Regions from separate parts of the Homo sapiens genome. Here region 1 is linked to region 2. A link is an interaction called in ENCODE POLR2A ChIA-PET data of the cell type or tissue named here. Cell type or tissue: CD4-positive, alpha-beta T cell. All regions are shown on one strand. Links, peaks and the distances in the headings refer to the core of each region. The heading gives the core; the rest is flanking DNA.

Region 1 (2,908 bases), core at 322-2,821, 89 kb after region 2:
TTGAGACCAGCCTGGCCAACATGGTGAAACCCCGTTTCTACTAAAAATACAAAAATTAGCCAGGCGTGGTGGTGGACACATGTAATCCTAGCTACTCAGGAGGCTGAGGCAGGAGAATTGCTTGAAACTGGGGGGCAGAGCTTGCAGTGAGCTAAGATCATGCCACTGCACTCCAGCCTAGGTGACAGAGTGAGACCCTATCTCAAAAATAAAATAAAATAAAATAAAATAAAATAAAATAAAAATAAAAAAACCAAACTTGCTTTTACTTTCCTCTGTTGGCTTGCTCTTGAATTCCTTCCTGCATGAGGCCAAGAACCCACGTGGCCTCCTAGGTCGAACCCCAGTTTTGGGGTTTGCCTTGTGACAATTCCTTCATTCAGGAGGGATTTATTGCACTGTGGGCACACAGAGCTAAATCAGACCCAGCCTTGCTTCCTCTGGGCCAGGCTGTTTTCTAAGTGCTTTACATGAATTAACTAATTTCCTGCCAGATAGGTACTATTTTTTTTTTTTTTTGAGATGGATTCTTGTTTTATCATCAGGCTGGAGTGCAGTGGCTTGATCTCAGCTCACTGCAACCTCTGCCTCCTGGGTTCAAGTGATTCTCCTGCCTTAGCCTCCCGAGTAGCTGGGACTACAGGTGTGTGCCACCACGCCCAGCTAATTTTTGTATTTGTTTAGTAGAGACGGGGTTTTGCTATGTTGGCCAGGATGGTCTCGCTCTCTTAACCTCATGATCTGCCCACCTTGGCTTCCCAAAGTGCTGGGATTACAGGCATCAGCCACTGTGCCTGGCCCAGATAGGTACTATTATTGGTTCCATTTTACTGGTAGGGAAAGTGAAGCACAGGGAGGTTAATTACCTTGCTCAAGGCTTTGTAGCTTGGCTCCAGAGCTGTGGTAAGGTTAACAAGCCTGAGTGCTATAAAGCCCTTGATGGACTTCAGAGGTAGAGACAATCATATTTAATTAGTGGGAGTCCAAAAGTATTCCTAATAAAAATTTTATATGTGTCCACAATTTCCAGGGTGGTTTTATGTGGATTCTCTGATTCTACTACATGAGGCATGTTAATGGAAAAACCAAACTCTGTAAAACATTTTAAAGAGGTTTATTCTCTGCCAATATGGGTGACCATAGCCTGGGGAACAGTCTCAAGATGTTCTGAGGAAGTGTGCCCAAGGTGGCTGGGTTACAGTTTGGTTTTATATGTTTTAAGGAGTTAGGAGTTATAAGCAAAGACAATAAATCAATACATGGAAGGGATACATTGGTTTGTGAGAAAACATTTTAAATGGTTCATTTTCAAGGCATGATAAATCTAAGCACTGAGAGCCAGCCTGCGAATGTAACAAACCGCATGGCTCATGCACCCAGAATGTCATAATAAGTGAACAGAATGTAGAGGATGAGTCAGCCCATAAAAGGGAAGAAAGTTTTGTTATTGGGAAATTGAAAAGCAGAGAAGGTCACCAGTGTATATCCTTATGAGGGGGATGATGAAACTTAGGCAATGTCTGGGATGATTGTAACGCCATAGTACTCAACCAGTGAGGAACTGGGGAAGGGAAGTGGGTGCTAGGAGATAAATTACCTGCTGTAGCTGCCCCAGGTATGCCTGCCTATCAGACACCCGATCTTGCAAGATGGCTATTAAATGTCTCACTTTCACTGTTCTTCGTGCCTCTGAGTCCGTTCTTTGGGTTTGGACGGGTGAGCTTGTTTCTCACAAATCTGGGGGCTCATCCGGGATCTATGTGCCTGTGCAGAGTGGGACTCTGGGAGAGAGGGGAGATGCATCCCACCTGATTTAGGTGGCCCACTGTTTCTGGCCATCCCGGCTCCCCACAGAGGCCATAGACAAACCTGAGACTGTTATTCAGGAGGCAGCAGAGGTGACATAGGGAGAAAAGCAGGGACCATGGCAACCAGGCAACCTCGTGCATGACCCAAGGTCAGAAAATTGGAGAGCCAAGGACAGAAAATTGGAATATAAGTACTGCCTTGTTGGATGGGCATTTTTGGAGGTCAAGTGTGTGTGACTGAGAAGTATCTTCGATATGAAGTGAGTGTGGAGTCCCAATCCATGGTCCCCTTCTCCTGCAAGGGAAACAGCTGGAGACAGATGAAGCGATTCTTGTGGTGTGCAAGAAACCTCTGGGGTGGGGGGAGGGTTGAGTACACAGAGAAAAGCTCCAACACAGAGACTGACCGAAAATGGGAAACAGGAATTCTAGGCCTAGGGAAAAAAGGAAAGATGGAGACAAATAAACTTTCTCTGACATTTCCCCAGATAGTCCTTTGGGGAGAATGTTGCAGGTTTGGAGGAATAACCCTCGAACCAGGGACAAGGAAAAGCAAAAGATGATAAAGTATTGTTCTTTTATCTGGCCCAAAGACCCTATTCGTAAGCCTTTGGTCTTTTGGCCTAAGTTTGTCTCAGATGAGGATTGGATGTGCCAAGCCTTAATTCTCTATGTAAATGATAAAATCCCATCCTCACAAGAAGAGATAGGTTACCTCTCTGTTGGATCAAGGAATTAGCCCCCATGAAGAGGAAAAGGAACCTAGTAAAAAGCCCTTGCCCACCAAAAAGCCCTGGGACCCCATATCATGCTTACCACCTTTGTACATCTCACAGAATAGGGGACAGGAAGATCAAGGGGCAGCAGGCGGGTTAGAGGAAGAAAGACTCAGAGCCAAACCAACTGCTCCTTTAGATCCTTATCCAAATTTACGAAAAGAATTAGAACAGTATTGGGAACAGGCCCCCAAATCTGGCCACAAACTGGCCCCAAAACTGGCCATAAACAAAATCTCTGCAGCACTGTGACATGTTCGTGATGGCCATGACGCCCACACTGAAGGTTGTGGGTTTACCGGAATGAGGGCAAGGAACACCTGG
Region 2 (2,878 bases), core at 379-2,878:
CGTCTCAAAAAACAAATAATAAAATAAAATAAAATAAAATAAATGAAAAAAATCTTTAAAAACTCTAATGACTTTATTTTTTTTGGTAGGGACAGGGTCTCACCATGTTGCACAGGCTGGTCTCCAGCTTATGGGTTCAAGCGATCCTCCTGCCTTGGCTTCTCAAAGGGCTGGGATTACAAGTGTGAACCACTATACCCGGCCTCTAGTGACTTTTTTTTTTTTCTTTTCTTTTGAGACAGAGTTTCGCTTTTTTTTTTTTTTTTTTTTTTTTTTGAGACAGAGTTTCGCTCTTGCCCAGGCTAGAGTGGTGTAGTGGCGCGATCTTGGCTCACTACAACCTCCACCTTCCTGTTTCAAGCAATTCTCCTGCCTCAGCCTTCCAAGTAGCTGGGATTACACGCGCCTGCCACCATGCCTGGCTAGTTTTTGTATTTTTAGTAGAGATGGGGTTTCACCATGTTGGCCAGGCTGGTCTCGAACTCCTGGCCTTGTGATCTGCCTGCCTCGGCCTCCCAAAGTGCTGGGATTACACGTGTGAGCTACCACGCCCAGCCAGTTTCGCTCGTTTTGCCCAGGCTGGAGTGCAGTGGCACAATCTCAGCTCACTGCAACCTCCGCCTCCCGGGTTCAAGCGATTCTCCTGCCTCAGCCTCCCAAGTAGCTGGAACTACAGGTGTCTGCCACCACGCCTGGCTAATTTTTGTATTTTTAGTAGAGACAGGGTTTCACCATGTTGGCCGGGCTGGTCTCAAACTCCTGACCTCAGGTGGTCCGCCTGCCCCGGCCTCCCAAAGTGCTGGGATTACAGGCGTGAGCCACAGTGCCCAGCCTTCTGGCCATGACTTTTTAAAGAAGATATTTGAGGATATGTTTCACCAAATGAGGGTGAACTGAGAAATAGGAAGCCATCAGGCCCAGGAATCAGGATCTAGCCCAGGAGAGAGGCAAAGGCAATTTACCTGGAAAACAAACAGTCCTCAGTGAAGCAGGGGATGAAGGGAAGTGTCTAGAAAAAAGAGGAGCTGTCAGATGGTGGGGGAAGAATTAGCAATCAGTCCATCAGAAAACAAAGTAAATGAGAAACTCAGGGCAACTCATTAACTCCATTAAAAAGAAAGTACAAGGAAGGTAATTTAATTATAGTCCAACTCTTGGCTCCGCAGTTAACTTTCACATAGTAATAGAAATAGTAATCTGAGTATTTTTTAACCTAATAACTAGGGATGGGGGAGGGTTGCTGACAAAAGAGAGCTAAAGCCTCATGTATGACAACAGGGAGTCAACAGGTAATGTCTAAGATTGATATATCAAGCAAGAGTCATATAAGCACATTTTAAAAATAGCTGAATGAACTGGAAGTGACTGCTGGGTAGGGGAGCAGTACTAGAGAATGGGAGAGACTGTTTTCTTGTTACAAACTGTGTAATTCCACATTAGTAAGTGGGTATGTGTTTTTAAATAAGTATGTTTTAGAAAGACACCAATTCTCCTTGTCCTTAATGTTCACAATTTCTCTCTAGTGTGTGCACTGGGCACCCTGCACTGTTTCTTGCTTCATGTTGCTTTATGAACACTTACTGTCCTCATGGCACGGTTCATGTATTTCTTAGTGGTAGGTACATAATATTACATTATATAAACTTACATCAGGTGCTGGGCATATGTCTCCCATTTCATCCTCAGAAATAGCTATGACAAGAAAGGCCCCGCCTTTCCTGCTAATTCTCACGATGTGACCACTGCCCTGGGAACTTCCCACCCACATGACTGATTTGGGCTCCAGGATGTAGAAGGGCATCTATATGGGCAGTTCTGGACTTCTGCCTCCCGTGGCACTTCTCTGGAGCCCCAGAAACGCCTCTCCTGGTGCGCCTGGCCCTGGCTCTGCTCTGTCACACTCTGCCTTCCTCTCCTGGGCTTGCTTTCTGGGCATGAGCATCCCTGTCAGGAGCAGCTGCTGTGTGATCTTTAGGAGCTCTAGTGGGGCTGGAGCCACCAGCTCCCTGCGGGGCACCCTCTGCCTCCTGCACCCCCTTCTCCCTGAACAACCTTTGTGTGGCATCGTAGGCCTAAGACTGGCTAAGTCTAAGATTTCAGAGAAGTTTCCTGGGGAGAGGAGGGCTATTCCCTGGGTTTGCTCAGCTGACAAGGAGAGAGGAGAGCACGTATTTTGCCCGCAAGCTGAGTGGGCTGCAGCCCAGCCTCCGGAACTCCAGGGAGCAACAGGAGGCTCAATCTCACCCAAGAAGAGCTTCTGATTTCCCTGGCCAGGACTAGCCCAATTTTGGCCTTGGCCTGCAGCAGGAGATGAGTGATGTGCATGAGGGACGTGGCAGTGGAGAAAGGCTGGGCCTGTCCTGCTCAGCTCACTTTGACCGCTTCGGAGCTCTGATCTGAGCCCAGTATGGTTTCTGGAAAAGGCTGGGGAGGGGAGGGCGTAGTAGGACTTCAGTGGGACCATGCTGGGTTGGTGCTGTGGGAGGAGTTGAGCCGCCCTAGGTACTCACTAACCTGCTACTATAGGCCCAACAGTGGGGGTGGTGAGGAAGCGGGTGCTTAAGAGAGGGGAGACGAGCTGTCGCCCCAGCACACTGCTGCATGAGGAGTGGGCCTGGGGCCACTAAACCCGCCCAGTTCTCCCTGGCTGATTGTGCAGGGGCTTTCACAGCAGCTCAGGTCTCAGGCGGCCGCCAGCCCCTCGCTCCCAGGCATGTTGACGTGGGCACTCAGCAGGGGTGCACTTTGGCCTTCTCGAAGCACCAGCACCTATGGAGGAGTGGCCATGGCAGCAGGGGGCATACACCCCTGACCCCTTGCCTGGTCTGCGCTGGCCCTAATGACAGGCCACAGGGCTCCACTGTGCAGATACCCCCAC

What was found. Peaks named below come from ENCODE experiments on the same cell type or tissue, not always from the same donor. Only the 100,000 strongest peaks of a DNase experiment are listed, where the experiment ranks them.
Region 1: POLR2A ChIA-PET joins it to region 2 with 11 read pairs; 8 of 35 experiments call an interaction of 5 or more read pairs at or near these places.

What each region holds. Positions count from the first base shown.
Region 1 is chr11:66,442,354-66,445,261 of GRCh38, reverse strand. No RefSeq gene overlaps it. Among named protein-coding and RNA genes, the nearest start is that of MRPL11, 5.0 kb to the right of the region's middle. In CD4-positive, alpha-beta T cell, for the core only: no CTCF peak of the experiment used is centred there; a DNase peak (open chromatin) is centred at 1,461.
Region 2 is chr11:66,531,842-66,534,719 of GRCh38, reverse strand. It overlaps BBS1 (Bardet-Biedl syndrome 1), which reads right to left. Exons shown (of 17, transcript NM_024649.5): 17 at 1,122-2,769. The coding sequence ends at 2,683. It also overlaps a transcript of ZDHHC24 not described here. Among named protein-coding and RNA genes, the nearest start is that of ZDHHC24, 13 kb to the left of the region's middle. RefSeq lists an enhancer at 2,767-2,878. In CD4-positive, alpha-beta T cell, for the core only: no CTCF peak of the experiment used is centred there; no DNase peak of the experiment used is centred there.